2 separate regions of the Mus musculus genome follow, and region 2 is linked to region 1. The links are chromatin loops, found by intact Hi-C in ENCODE. Cell type or tissue: gastrocnemius. All regions are shown on one strand.

Region 1 (8,000 bases):
GAAACACATGATTATAATCTCAGCTTGCAAGAAGATGAGGCAGGACGATCAGAAGTTCAAGGCTAAATAGCAAGCTTGAGGTCAGCCTGGGCTAAATGAGACTCTGTATCAAAAAAGAAGTTGGAAGATGAGGTGACTATTGGTGAAGAGATGGCTTAGTTGGAAAAGTGCTTGCCGTGAAAGAAGGAGGACCTGAATTCAAATCTCCAGCATCCATATAAAAGTTGAGAATGGCAGCATGCACCTGCTCCTATAATCTAGAGGATCCTGGCACTTGCTGGCCAGCCAGAGTAGCTAACTGACTAGTCCCCGGTCTCAACATACATCTGCATGCACACACACACACACACACACACACACACACGGTCTGAGAATAGGTACACCATTTACTTAGTATGCATAACACCTCAAGTTCCCAAACCTCTAAAATAAAAGATTCAAACTAGCAGCCTCAAAATGGTATCTGTGAAAAATAGCTACCTATTCACCTCTAGAGACAGCAGAAGGTTTGGAAGGTTTTCAAAAGGTACCACCTTCCATCCTCTCTATCTTTCTTCCCCATCTGCCAGCCGTCTGGAAACTCTATATTCTAGAGTTGTCTTTTATTTGACCTGACTCAGGTTTCACCCAGTAGGAAACAGTATCTTTAGGTTGTTTATCAAAAGTATGCAGTGGCAACGGTGTAACACGGCAGTGGCCTATGGCACACCAAAGCAAGCAAGGAGCTGGCCAAGATGATTTAAAGAGAAAATTAGATTTCCTACATGAACTTTGCAAAGTTCCCCAGTACATTCTTAGGGATCTAAAAGACTCAAACTAAGCCCATAAGTATGCCTATAAGTGGCTAAGAAAGGTATATTTTCTCAACTCTGGCTAACAATAAGATACTGGGCAAACAAAAATTGAGAAAAAAAGAAGCTGACTAGAGGCTGGAGAGATGGCTCAGTGGTTAAGAGCACTGACTGTTCCTCCAGAGGTCCTGAGGTCCTGAGTTCAATTCTCAGCAACCACATGATGGCTCACAACCATCTGTAATAAGATCTGAAGCCCTCTTCTGGTGTGTTTGAAGACAGCTACAGTGTACTCACATAAATTAAATAAATAAATACATCTGAAAGAGAGAGAAAGAAAGAAAGAAAGAAAGAAAGAAAGAAAGAAAGAAAGAAAGAAAGAAAGAAAGAAAGAAAGAAAGACAGACAGACAGAAAGAGAGAGAGAGAGAGAGAGAAGAAGGGAGGGAGGGAGGAAGGAAGGAAGGAAGGAAGGAAGGAAGGAAGGAAGGAAGGAAGGAAGGAAGGAAGGAAGGAAGGAAGGAAACTGACTAGTGTGTTGAGAATGTACCCTGGCACTCACATAGAATCTGTCAGCAGAAAGCAGAAAAACAACATTTGGTTTAAAATATCTAAAAAAGTTTCTCTTATAGCTGGCCACTAAGTACAACTAACGGAAACATTAGTGTTCACCCATGCAAAACATGAAGACTATTAAGTCAGTAACAATGAGGAAAAAAGAAATGTGATTTTCAGAGTCACTATGCTGTGCTATTTTAATTATCTAGTAGTTTTTAAATGACTTACACAAGACCAAGAAAATTAGTCTATGTAAGAGGGAAAAAAAGTAGTTGATAAAAATAGATCCTGGGGAAACCCTAATGCAGGCTTACTAGTAAAAGGCTTTAAAGCAGACATCATAAATCTTTTCTAAGAAATAAAAAAAAAACTCAGTGCAAATAGTTAAGAGCAAGCCTGAGAACGATGTCTTATAAATAAGAAATTGCTAATTTTAAAGAACTAAGCAAAATCTTAGAGATGAACGGTACTATAAATAACCAAAATTAAAATTCCATAGATGAGAAAACTTGGTTGGTAAAGTGTTTGTACAAAGTGTGAAGACTCGAATTCGATCCCCAGAACCTATCTGAAGAGGTGCAGGGCATAAATCTAGACACTGTAACTGAAGAAACCACACAGTTTGGTTGCAGGACACAAAGGAGTCAAAGTGAGATTGACCAGGAAACCTTTTCCCCTGCTGGCTTTCCGAGTGCCAGGAGGGGCTAGGCAGACAGCAGAGGGAGAAAGACATCCGTGGTCTTCCTCAGCACAGGACCGTGCAGGCTACAATACCGGCCTGCTTAGGTGAGATGTGTACACGGATGCAATTGTAGTTTGACAGTTACAGAGTCACCAATCCCTTTCTGATCCACAAGAAAAAAGGATTCATCCCCAGTACTGTATCCTGGTCAAAAACTCATAGCTGTGAAGACAATATGCCCTAGATATGGGGAGACTACATGACCTAAATACTCGCTTTCATACCCACAGACCTGGGCTACTCTCAGTCTTGGTCAGAGAAGGTTTTGATTTTTGTTGTGGTAGCTGGCAGCCATAAACGCAGACACTTAAAACTAGTCGACGGGCTAAGAATAGAGGACTGCTAGTGCTTGGCTCTCAATGAGACGTCCATATCACCTATGCGCCCAAGGCTCGGGGAACACTGCGGAAGAAAAGGTGGAAGGGATGTAAGAGTGGACAGGAGTGCTTTGAGATGTCTTCCGGACATGACGTAGCAGTTGCACACGTGAACTCCATTAGCTATGTTTGTCTGCACAGGCTCAAGGCAGTCAAAACTCCACCAGGGATGGGGAAAACAAGGCCCCCCGCCCCTAGCTGAGAAGCCATTGGCTACTGCTGGCTGCTGGCAGAGGGAGAGTGGTTTTCCTTTGTTTATATGGCCGCTGGTAAGTTGCTCCAGTGGATAGCCTCATACCTGGGTACATATGGACAATAATAATTATACTCAATGGTGTATGTATGTGTATATGTATGTGTATGTATATATATATATATATATATATGTATATGTATACACACACATACATATATACATATGTATATATATGAATGAAAAGGTCATAAAGTTGGAAATGGAACATACCAAGTGGCCACCCACAGGGAGTCAGAGGAAGTAAATAAAGGTGGTATGGTGCTGCCCAGATTCAGGGTGGATATTTTGTTTATGGTTTTGTTTGTTTGTTTGTTTGTCTTTGTTTTTTTAAACTTCTCTGGAAATGTCCTCTCTTGGTCAAGGTGTGTCTCCTAGGTAACTCCAAAATCCAATCACATTGACAATGGCGACTATCCACCACAAGTCCATATATATTAAGCCTTTTAAGCCCGAGAGCTGGCTCAGAGAAATACCCCTGCTAAGCAGAGAACAATTCCCTGGGTAGGGTTAGGACCAGGATGCCACCTATCCTAGCTTGCGGGGATGAGGCTCAGGGCTCCAAAGAGGAGGATGGTTGGAAAGATGTGTAAGACACACAGGAAAGTGGTCAGTTATTTCTGGAGAACCGGACTTTGGAAAAGTTGAACTTGGTTGAGGCAAAAAATTGGAATTTCTTATATCATGATTTAATTGTCTAGATGCAAGAAAATGATCCATTCAATTAAATGATAAGTTATAATTAACTTTTAATGAATTTACTAATTCTTTTTTTTGGGGGGGGTGTCGGTCTTCAAACCTAGGGCTATGCAGTCCAGGCACTCTACCACTGAGCTACACCACCCCCCTGCACCCTCTTTTGAAAAGGGTTTTTGTTGAAATGGAATATAGAAAAGATATATTGAAAAAGAAACCTCACCAATTTGTAGAATCCTTGCTATTGCTATTTCTGTCTGTCATAAGCTCTGTCTCGTCCTTCATCTTCACCTATCATCTCTGCCATTTAAACCACACTTAGGCTTGAATTAATCTTAGTAAGCAGTTGGCGCCTAAATCCTGACCCCAGCTCAGATCTAGCATGTAGTCTGAACTGTTACTACCTAGATGCACATCCTTAAGGGAGTGGCTTCTTTTGGAACTCAGTTACTTATATGTAAAATGAATCATTCAAACTAAGTACTCTGGTCTGCTGCAAGTGGGAAGAATAACAGAAAGACACACCTGTAGCGTCAGGGGCAAGATGGTTGGGCTAGGAAGGAAGCTCTGGGAGGATGCATAATGACATTCATTGCTGCAAAGCCAGAGCTCCTGAACCAAGGCTGAGTTGCTACTTCATCCCAGCCTTTGTTCATACTGCCCTCTGCTGCTCAGACATAACCCTTCCACAAAAGCCACAAAGAACTGTGGCCTGCCAAGACGAGGCCTCGGGGACAGCTGACTCACAGGAAGTAGTCTATAGTACAGTCAGAAGACGTGAGGAACCAAGTCTGCCAAAAATATTCTGCTTCAGGGCTTCGACTATTACCCTCATATTTTATGTCTCTTCATGGCAGCGTTTCATGTATTTCAGGCTCACTCCAAACTCACTATGAATTTAAGCTCCTTCTGCCTCCATTTGTCAGGGGCTGCAATTACAGTTGTGCACACCATCCTGGGTCTGATACCCTCAAAATCCTAACCTCGAGTTTTCTTTATACTAGGCCTCCTAACAGCTTGGCATATTAGAGCTAGGTTAAGTCCTGAGGGAAAGGACAATGGCAACTACATTGTAGAGGATTTCAGAAGGCTATGGGAGGTGGGGGGAGTCCCTATCCACAGATGTGTCCAATCTTTTTGTGACATGATGTTGTCACCTAAGTTCATACTTAAGAACTAAACAGTCAAGTAACGATCCCTCTCCCGATAGCTTTTGACCAATAATGCTGATTGTAATAGTACTCTGAGCATCTCCACTTGAATATGCTTATCTGTGAGAATGGGTTCTCAAGTGTCTTCTCTTCTAGGGTTTGACTTTCCATCTCCTATATGTGAGTTATCAAGATTTCTATTGCATTTCCCAATTGCTCAATGAATAGGGTTGGATGGGATCTTGTGCTCTCAGGCCCTCTTCTACTATGACATTCTGACTTGTGCCAGATTCAGGCTGCCAAATGCTCGCCTCTTCAGGATGTCTTTTATGAGCAGATAAACATGTTCAAAGAATGTAGGAATCTTTCCCTTGAAACAATTAGATTTGCCTAAATATAGTCCTGTTCTCTCAAATGTTAAGTATTCCCAGAAGTGCCCTGCTGCCACACATACTCACACATACATACTCACACACATATGCACACACATACACACATGCACACTCACATACACACACACCTACCTTCCAGATAACAAGAAAATGTCACCCAGGCCCAGGAACAATTGATTGGTCTTCGGCTGATGTTGCATAACCTTGTCAAGATCCTCATTACTTCACAGTAGCCCAAGTATGGCTCTGCCTTCAGTCATCTGGTCCTCTCTCTTCTTGTGCTATGAGGCCAAAGTTTGCCAACTTGCCTCTTCCTTGAACTATTGATGGTGACAGTCACAAAAAACAATTGATTCTTAGCCTTTCCATTTCCTCTTCAGCACAAAGAACTTAAACCTTGTAAAAACACAACTGTTTCTGTCTGTTCCTCTCTCCAACACTTTAGCTTGTGCTCAACATTTTCAGAATGCTGTTTGGATTGGACCATGTGACAAGACTGTAGAGCCAGAAGACTTGGATTTTAATCCCTACTCTTCCATATCCTAGTAATGAAATTTTAAGTTACTTAAGCCCCATCTTTGACCAATGAATTATATCTTGAAACAAAACTGCATGAGGTATAAAATGTTCTTCTTGAGGCAGAACTTCGAAAAATAACAAATCTTAACTGTTCAGTTTTAGGATTTTTTTTTTCCTTTAAATGGCTCCATGACCACTGCCCAAGTTCAGAGTATTTGAAAACCCTGGCAAATGCCTGTGCTCCTTGCTCGGTTGCCATCCCTCCTATAGGACTTTGTTATTCTATTTTCCTACTATGAATTCATTTCTGCCAGTTCTTAATCACTGCCTATTTGGAATAACGTCATTGTTACAAGGTGAAGATTTCTCCGCAGTTCTCTTCTCAAATGAAAAAGCCTCCTGAGAGGCTCTGCCAGTGCCTGGCAAATACAGAAGTGGATGCTCACAGTCATCTATTGGATGGAACACAGGGCCCCCAATGGAGAAGCTAGAGAAAGAAGCCAAGGAGCTGATGGGGTCTGCAACTCTATAGGTGGAACAACAATATGAATTAGTATCCCCCAGAGCTCTTGTCTCTAGCTGTATATGTAGCAGAGGATGGCCTAGTCAGTCATCAATGGGAGGAGAGGCCCTTGGTCTTGTAAAGGTTCTATGCTCCAATATAGGGGAATGCCAGGGCCAGGAAGCAGGAGTGGGTTGGTTGGGGAGCAGAGGGAGGGGGAAGAGTATAGGGGATTTTTGGAGAGGAAACTAGGAAAGAGGATAACATTTGAAATGTAAATAAAGAAAATATCTAATAAAGAAAAAGTTCTCAACATAAATTTAGCCTAGTAGTGAGAGTACATGCTGGAGACTCGGGCAGGCTGGCACAGGCACTAGCCTCCCCTCCCACTCACTTCTGCGTTATGAACTTTTTTATGTTCATGACTATTTTAGTGGGTGGCATACATTTATTTTGTTAGAACTTAGTGATCTAAAGGCAGTCTATTAAGCATCTATATTCCCACAGTGATGAGATGTTAATTTTGTGTCAGTTTCCTTAGGCTAAGAAAATACCAGAGAGCTGGGATACCATTCTTTCCCAGGGGGTCTCTAAGGATGCTTGGGGAGGAAGGGGGAGGGGGATGGAAGACATCAGCATATGAAACCCTAAATCAGTGTACTGTAAAGATCAGCCTTATTCATGTGGGAACTACTACTGAGGGCCTGTGGAGGCAAAAAAGGTGGGAGAAGTATGCATGTGCTGTTTGAGCTGGGACAACCATCTTCTTTGTTTTATGACCCTGGCATCTTCTGGATGGCTGGGATGTACACTATTAGTTCTCTACCTTGACAATGGACTAGAATTATACCACTGACTTTTTCAGACTTCAAGCTTATAATCATGAGGTCACAGAACTTAGCTTCTACAACCTTATGAGCCAATCTGTCCAGAGAAATGTCTATATAACTCTATCTGCCTGTCAACCTCCTTAGGAGCCATTTCCCTGGAGAACCCTAACACAATAGAGTTCTCGAGCACTCTTGCTGCCAAACTCCAGTCAACGGGATCACTGTTTGCTCCTGTTTAACGTCCTTCTTAGCATTAAATTATCTTTATTATGAATGTTTTTCAATGAAAACTATTAAGGAAAGAACTGTTGTACCTTTTATGTCTCCAGAATGCTGGCTATGACCTCACTCCCTTAAGGATCACTTCTCAATGTGCATTTCCTAAAACCTGGAGCTGCAGAGAAGTGAACAAGAATTCCTGGAAAGAAACTGTGCAGCAGAGCTGATTGTCTAGTTAGAACTTCAGTGGTGTGGAAGGGTTGATGTTGCAGGTCCAGAGCCTAATTATAGTTTATTCTGGGCTATCTTTTTAGCCCCCTTGATGGCCATTCTAGTCCACCTGTTTCAGGACTAACATCCTGTGACTAACAGTTTAAAAACAAACAAACAAACACACAAACAAACAAACAAAAAATCTTTTGGAATGTATTAACTAACAAAACTCTACTCTTCCAGCCAAGAGGCTAAGAGTTATCAGACAGCATAAGGCTTATAACTGAGATTTCTCTGATTTTAAACTTCAGTATATTTGAAAAGCACTTTGATTTACAACTTTTTTTTGTTTTACAATAAAGACTTCAAAAATACTTCCACATTGGAACATGGAATTTGGGGTAACCTAACTTTGTGTTCCCGGGCTACAATCACTCATATTTGACTCCAGAATAAATGATCTCTTAGGACCTTTGAGGTAAACATTGTGGTTTTGCGACACCAGAGACTGAATTGCAAAAGCACCCGTCTCGGGCAGTAGAAAAACAGACTGGAAAACTAACCAAATGGCTGTAGATTATATTCCTCATAGATTATACACGGTGTCTCTCACCTCTTCTCCAGATCAGACTTGGCAGTCATCAAGAGGAAATGCTAAGATAATCTAGAACTAGAAATAAAATCTCCCATCATGAAAAGCCTCCAAACCTGGGGATGGAGGTGGGGATCGACACGCCTTTTGTTCATCTTCCAGTGGA
Region 2 (8,000 bases), 200 kb before region 1:
TGTCCCAGGTTGGCCCTGAACTCCCAGGTTCAGCAATCCTCCTGCCTCACCCTCCTGAGAAGCTGGCATTGTAGGCTCTTACAGTTAAGCAGACATATTTGTTGCAGTCTACCTTGAGGACATCTTGAAGAACTAGAAACTATTTATATCGAAAATGATAAAGGACCCCATCGTCTAATACTAAAGCTCCTAGGGGTTAAATTAATTCAAATTTAATGACAAAGTATGAATTAATTGTGTTTAGTTTAATAACACTATTTAATTCCCATTTGCGATGCCTGGTGTTTAAATCCATAACTCATAATAGCTCCCATTTTCCAGCATCTCCTGCTGTCCAGAGCTTCCCACACAGCATCCCAGTTGTCCTCAGAACTCTGCAAATGGTTTTTCTTTCAGTCTTCATTAGATAAACAGAGCCAGGCAGAAAATGTCCTCTGAGTCAGGTCTGCACACTGCCCTCTGTCACACTCCCTCTATCTACTGTGCTACCTCTTGGAAAAATCAGTTTTTTAGCCCAGCCTTTGGCCTTCAATGGCAAGGCAATAGTTTATAGTAGAAATAGCATTTTTTTTCTTTTAGTGTGTCCTTTAATGGGGAAGGCAGGTCAGGGGCAAAGGTCAATGGTTCACAAGTTGTTTACACTAGTCATGAAGGCAGGGGCTCCTAGAACAGAGAACCACCTTTGCAAAATGCCCAAGGACTGGGGAGAGATCTGCTCACAAATCTCCACTCCCTGGTGGAAAGGGAGCTTTCTCCTTCACTGTATTACCCTAATGTCTTCTGTGTGGAGGGCATCTACTCTTTGCCTGGAGGTAGAGGCGTTTGGACACTCACAGAGGTGGCGACTGAGCCCCTCTCGACCGGCCCTAAGCTGTAACACAGAAACTCCATCAGTTCTGCAAGGAAATTTTAAAGTGGATCAAGAACAACATGAGGTGGCATCGATGACTCAGTAAGGAGCTTGCTGTCCAAGCACAGAGACCTGAGGGCAGATCTGTCATCTACATAAAAGCTTGGTGTAACCAAACATACCTGTAATCCTAGCTCTGTGGGGAACGGGATGCAGGGCACAGAAACGGATCCCAGGGCTAACTGGTCGTCTGGTCTGCCAGAAATAGCACTGGGCATTAACTTCTGGCTTTCACATCCTCCTGCATGAGGCAAGTCTGCACACAGGTGACACCCAATGAGAGAATCTGTACAAAATAAAAGCATTTACAGCAAAAAGTAAGGAGTACCAGGGCAATTGTAAAGGAAACTGGAAATCATGGGAGAAAATGGGAACCATTCTGGTTCCCCCTCACCAAGCTGAGACAGTTCAGTTCCTGAGGCAGAGAGGCGCACGCTGAGCCGCAGTCATTATCAAGACCGCAAGACTTATCAGCAGATCAAGGCTGAGGCCAGCCTGGTCCATGTGAGGCCCTGTCCCAAGAAAGCCCCTTGATGAAATTTTTTGTAAAAAGACATATTTAGTACAGAATCTTCATCTCACTTATGGCTAGAATATGGATCACTTGCGATTGCTAGGAAGAAAGGTTTCACCTGATCAGGCATAACGTGAAACACCCCCCAGATGTCTCCACTTCCCCACCACTACTGTGAACAGGTCGCTGTTACATTCCCTAATAATGGCCATCAATTACAGTATAAATTAACTTCAATATCATCAGTCATGCTATTTTGAATGGTTTGAGCTTAATTGTATAAAAATTGTTCCATGGAAGTGAGCCACAGGGAAGTCTCGTCAGACTCTAAGTAACACATATGAGTTTGACCCACCCTGACGCCATCACTGTCATGATCACTAAAGAGAGAAACTCTCAATTCAAACATTTAGCCTGTGATAAATGACAATGTATGTAAGCTACGTGTAAGGATAGTTCATTGCCCAAGTGGCAATGAGAACCTTTCTGTGTATTTTTGCTGAGGACTCTCCCTGTGTTGGAGTGAGAGGAGACAAAGGGTGTTACGGAAGTTGGCCAAATGGACATGCCTCAAGGCCGGGGGAGAGAAGCAGACAGCAAGCAAGTGTATTCCTGCTCATCAGCAACCATGTCCTATTCAACTTTCTCCTGAACTCCAGAAAATAGGACGCTAATGATCAGAATGTCCAGTGAGTCTGCTGATGGATCTGCTGGTTTTGAATTTAGCTCAACATGAGGCTGGTGATGCATAAGTGGTTAAGGAGCCAAGGATTGGAGGGAGACCTCCGTCTCCTCTCACTCATGAAAAGAGAGTTTTCACCTTTGCCTCAGAAAGGCCAGACTATGTGTTCAGAATCTCAGAGGCAGTAAGTCCCAGAAGCAGAATGAACCCAGGGACCCAAGCCTTCTGCATCGCCCCACCACATTCAGCTACCCCAGCAGGCTCCAAAAGCCCATAGCCAGCCAGCCCAGTGGTCTCCTGAAATGGGGAGGCTGTGATGGCAGCCAAACAACAGCCATGGAAGCTATGGGCTGGACTTAAAGATGCAGAAAAGGGTTAGAAATATATATGTAGGGGCTGCAGAGAAGGCACAGCAGTTAAGAGTACTGGCCACCAGAGGACCTGGTCTCTCTTCCTAACACCTACATGGCAGCTAAGTACTCTCTGTAATTCCAGTTCCAGGGGATCCAACTCTCTCCTCGGGCCTCTATGCACTGCACACACATGGGGCACAGGCATGCATGCAGGCAAAATACCCACACACATAAAACAACTAAAATTATATATATATGGAGTTTTACAGGCTAGATATAAGAGTTCTCACATCTGCATGGTTTTCTTATATTCATTTTTCTAAGGGCATATGAACACATCATGCACACACGTGCACACACACACACATACACACACACACGTACGCATTCATCACTTTCTTTAGGAATAAAAGTATAGAGAAGGCCCTCATGGCTGCACAGTGGCTCACTATAGAAGTCCACAGCAGCAATGTTGTGCCTCTCCGCAGGCTAGTGGGAGGAGATTGTTTGGGGACATGATGGTGAATGCTGATCCTAACAGTTTGGGTTTGGTTACTCTTGCTATACAATGGAGGCCGGTCTCAAACTCTCAGTCCTGCTCAGTCCTGCTCAGTCCTTGAGTTAAAGGTGTGTCCCATTTGTTACATTTGGCAACTAGACATTTTTTTAAGTTCCAGAAAATTTGATAGAGATTTTGCCCATGTTTTTATCCAAGCTCATCTTCAAAATAACAAACTCGGTGTAAGACAAGCCCTAAATGTAAAGGGAAAATGGTCAGATTCATTTTGGACTAGAGACAAAGGCACAGAAAGAGAACTGGGCAGAGCCCCACCTGGCAGCTTCTCTGGGGATCTCTAAGGATTCAGGATAGGCTATCTCACTGCTGTCCCCATCCCTAGCAAACTGAGCCTCCAGCGTGCACACAACCTGCAGGTCTGAGCTGGCTGCCCCCAGTAGCTTGTGTCCATCCAGAGCAGAAGCATTACCTAATGGTGTTGTGTTCAAATGTGAACAAAAACCCTGCTGTACAGCATAGCATAAGGTCAAGACTGTTCTATAATTATATTCACAGCAAAAGGTGACTATCTCTTCATCACAGGACTGATTCTCAGTAGACACTCTTTCACTATACAGATGGATACCTATTTTCCATTTACCTGGAAATAACTCTGCTGGGGTTGAAGAGAGTTCACCCACAGGAAAATGTGCCCCTATATCAGCGATCAGATGCCTAGGTGTGCAAGCTCACAACTCATCCTTGCCCTGCTGTTTAATCCTGAATATCACGCAGATAAGTATAACACAGTTATACTCAGGGACAGAAGGCACATCTCATTATTCTCCTGGGGGTTTACCAAGGGTCCCAGAGTTGGAAGGGGATACAGAGATCAGCCAGTTCAACCCCAGTTCAAAGATGTGAGATGGCTTTTTAAAAGAAGTAGGCTATGAAAGTGATTATTTGGGGTGAATTTTTAGTCAGTGAATTTTGGTTTAGAATGGAAATTTGTTCACAGTATGCGTGTCAATGCTGCCCCCTAGTGGTAAAGATGGCCCATTCAGGAAAAATTACCTTGAGAGTCAAGAAGTTAGCTATTATGCTAACATAATTTCTCAAAGGGTTTTCTAAGAAATCTTACTAAGTGCGATTAGGGAAAGACATAGAGTTGAAATAAGTCTGGGGAAACCTGGGTTAGATAATTGGAATCAATTTCTCTAGATGAGACTTCTCTTAAGTCTTTAGCATGTTAATATCAGGATGAGCATCCAGAAAGAAAATAAAAGAAGCTGAAGTACCCTAATGGATATGGCATGGGAACTTTGTCCATACATAATCTCCAGGAACTATGGTGACCTGCTAAGCACATTTTAAAAACACTATCCTGGAATAAAAGCTTTTTATATCATAAGAATCAAATAGTCAACAAAGATTCCATACATTTTGGAAGATAATGACAGGAAGGACATTTTTCTTAGTGGCTATTTCCCTTTGCTATCCTGTGGGTATTCCCATGAACACCTCCTACACGTATGTATATATACTCATGCAAATGCAGCAATAACCCTACTTAAAAATCTTAGCATAAGAGAGACAGAAATGTTGCAGTCAGGAAATGAACCAATCATCCAACTGGTGTCAAGGGTCATCTTCACTTCGTTTGACAGCTGGGAAATCTGAAGGGAGAGATTTGAACTAGAGAATCCTGGGTATATTCTGAGTAAACAGCAAATATAACTGGGGTCCAGTCTATTTCTGATCATCTCCGAGGTCCATGTTCCACACTGACACCACCTTGTTCCCTTCCACACAGAAAAGAAAGAAAGAGGCAGTTTCTGGTGTGAGAATCTTGATAGCTAGTGACATAAATAGATCCCAGAAGAAATTCAACTCAGGCACTGAGTCAGGAGTCACTGTTTTCAAACCATTCTCCAACATCTTTTCTACTGCAAGTGATCAACGATCGTTCTGTAATTCGCTCCAAAAGGCATGTGTGGCTTGGTTTCCTTTCCAGTTGGATAGGTGACATCCACTGAATGTTTCTGAGAAAAGTAATCCAATTCCAGGGGGGTTGGGGGGAGCAGAGAGAGTAGCTTTTTTCTTCTTTACCCGAATATGACTTTCTGTCCTGGTGAGGTCAACTTGCTCCAGGCTGAGAAGAAAACACAGAAAGCAGCCAGCAGGAGACAAAGCTGAGAAACTGGTGGAGGTCAGCTAACAAAAGGATTCCTAGTAAGGTGGCCTTGTGATCCAAGCTGGAAGGCTTCTGGGAATGAGAAAGATGCTACTAAAAATAAGTTGGTACAAAAAAAAGAAAATGAACGAACCTGGCTACATATGATGCCAAGGAGCCCTGGAAGCCAAGGCCAGGGTTGGAAGCAGGGTAAAGCTGTAGGCACAGGCAAATGAGAAAAGTTAAGAGCCTGAATGTAGAGAGGGTGGTACAGATAAAGAGAAGTGCAGATTACAACAATGGTTAAGAGTAAATTAATAATAAATCTCTACATAATAATTGTATAAATAATAATAATTGTGATTATTACATTATAGTTAAATGCAATTAAAATAACCATCTTAATTGCCAGGTGACTGTTTCGGTCTGAAAGGATGAAGTCAGTAGGCTCTAAGATGGCACACAGGTCCATTTTCTGGGACTGGGGACTCATGAACATCTCCTCACTCTGGGAAACTTGAAGCAGCAAAATCTCTGGACAGTAAAAGAGGTTCAACTCCCTGAACCTGCTCAGTGGGCGTAGAAATAAGAAGCCATCTTAATGTAGAAAGGGCACTGGGAACGAGGTTGCCTGTGTTCATTCTCTCTCTTTCCAGCATGAAATCAAGAATAAATGAATACAATTAATTCCTGGGAGTCCAGTAGATGCTGTGATCACACAGAGATTGGGGCTCAGGATACATGAAGGAGATAAAATCCTGGTCCCGATATCAAGAACATGCCACGCCTGGATTTACACCTCATTCATGCTGTGTTTCCTTAAATCATTCTTCCAGGAAACAATCTCTGTCACCCCCAATTTTTCTTCTTATCAGCTTTAATACATCTAGAGGGGCTACATTTTATTTATTACACCGTGGTAATTGTGTTACTGGTAAAAAAAACAAAAACCAAAAAAAAAAAAAAACCCAAAGAAACAAAACTCCATTGACCCTACTGAAGTTATCTAGTGATATGCAAGGCCTTGTGTACAAGCCTCAAACACACACACACACACACACACACACACGCCTCTCCTTCCAGGTATCTAGGTATTATGACTTGTAACAAGAATCTCAGCACTGGACAGCTCTGTGATTAGAATCATCAGAGGAGCATTGTAGTCTACACTCAAGTGGTAGAGCCAAGAAGATCAGAAGTTCAAAGCTGGGGGCTGGCGAGATGGCTCAGCGGGTAAGAGCACTGACTGCTCTTCCAAAGGTCCTGAGTTCAAATCTCAGCAACCACATGGTGCTCACAACCACCTGTAATAAGATCTGATGCCTTCTTCTGGTGTTTCTGAAGACAGCTACAGTGTACTTATTTATTAGAGTGAGCAGAGATGACCAGAGTGAGCAGAGGTCCTAGATTCAGTTCCCAACAACAACACGAAGACTCACAACCATCTGTGCAGCTACAGTGTGTACTCATATATATTAAATATATAAATCTTTAAAAAAAGAAGTTCAAAGCTATCCACAACTATATAGTAAATTTAAGGCCACCCTCGTATACATGAGTCCCCTACCTCAAGCATAGATAAAATGAAGGTACCACTAGATCTGAAGTGACTTGCTAGCCATGAAGAGTTGCTTCCTCTGTTTTATAATGATTTAACTTTCAATTATTTATTATTATAGTATGTGGGAGTGGGCTGCTCACGTGGCATGCATGTGTACATGCATGTGTATGTTTGTGTATGTAGGGATTCTCATGTGCCATGCCACATGTGTAGAGAGAGGTCACAAGACTACTTTGTGGAGTCTGTGCTCTCCTTCCACCTTTGTGTGAACTCTGGGACTCGAACTCAGGTCCTCAAGCTTGCATAGCAAGAGCCTTTACTGGCAGAGCCATTTCTCTGGCTCATATAAGGAATGCTTTAATCTTTAAAGATTTATTTTAATTATTGATAATTTAAGAGCACTTATTTTATGTCTTAATTTAAAATTAATAATTAGATATAACCATAGTAGATACTGCATATAATTTTGCACATACTTATAGATAATAATACATATGATTATATGTTATTTTGCACTAATTTATTTTAATCTTAGCTGTATCCATTCAAGTGAAGAGTAGGGAAGGTGGTGTAAGTGATGGTTTATGTTTAGCCAGTGTCCCAAATTAAAGAATCCATAGCCTTTGTGACCTTGCTCAGTAGAGCACCATGTAAAGTGCTTTTCCTTTACGTTTTCACCTCTGGAGAGGATCAGGTGATTCACCTTGGATTCAATATCAGAGCTCTTGGAGACTCATTATTTATTAATTTTTAATTTATTTTAATAAGCACTAAGAACAAAACCGTAACTACCATATACCAGATACTGTGGTCAGCATTCCATAAATACCAATCCAGGACTCACTTCTTGTCTTGGGGAATGCTCAGAAGAGCTGAGAAAGCTGTGTTTCCATCTTATTTTTAGAACCAACCTAATTGAAGAAATTATGAACTAAGGCTCATGGTCATGCAAGTCAGTATTAGATACAAAGTAATGGACCATAGGTCAGATCTTGCTGGGCCATGCGCTATAATCACACCATGAGTTTAATTCAGGAGAAAGGCAAGCGATCCTGAGACATCCCATAAGGGGCATTGCACTGTGTAAATCTAAGATTCAGCTTCTATGAACCCCAACAACTACTGATAAGGTAAGCCCTTTACAGGAGTTTCCTAGCTCCACTCTCTATCTGGGCCTTTATCAACATGCCTTCCTGAAGGACCTCATTCCTGCCATGATGGTTAGTTTCCACTGCCAACTTGATTAGTTGAGGGACTATGTAGGTAACAATGATGCACACTTCGGTGTGTCTACAGGGCTTTTCTAGAAAG

Evidence for each region. A loop is a pair of places that touch in the nucleus more often than their neighbours do. Peaks named below come from ENCODE experiments on the same cell type or tissue, not always from the same donor. Only the 100,000 strongest peaks of a DNase experiment are listed, where the experiment ranks them.
Region 2: it touches region 1 in a loop (13-fold over the local background); 17 of 42 quality-filtered maps call a loop at or near these places.

The regions. Positions count from the first base shown.
Region 1 is chr1:170,132,465-170,140,464 of GRCm38, forward strand. No RefSeq gene overlaps it. Among named protein-coding and RNA genes, the nearest start is that of Uap1, 38 kb to the right of the region's middle. In gastrocnemius, a CTCF peak has its summit at 4,099 (motif pointing left); a DNase peak (open chromatin) is centred at 4,100; H3K27ac peaks cover 426 bases.
Region 2 is chr1:169,935,563-169,943,562 of GRCm38, forward strand. No RefSeq gene overlaps it. Among named protein-coding and RNA genes, the nearest start is that of Ccdc190, 11 kb to the left of the region's middle. In gastrocnemius, a CTCF peak has its summit at 3,999 (motif pointing left); a DNase peak (open chromatin) is centred at 3,995.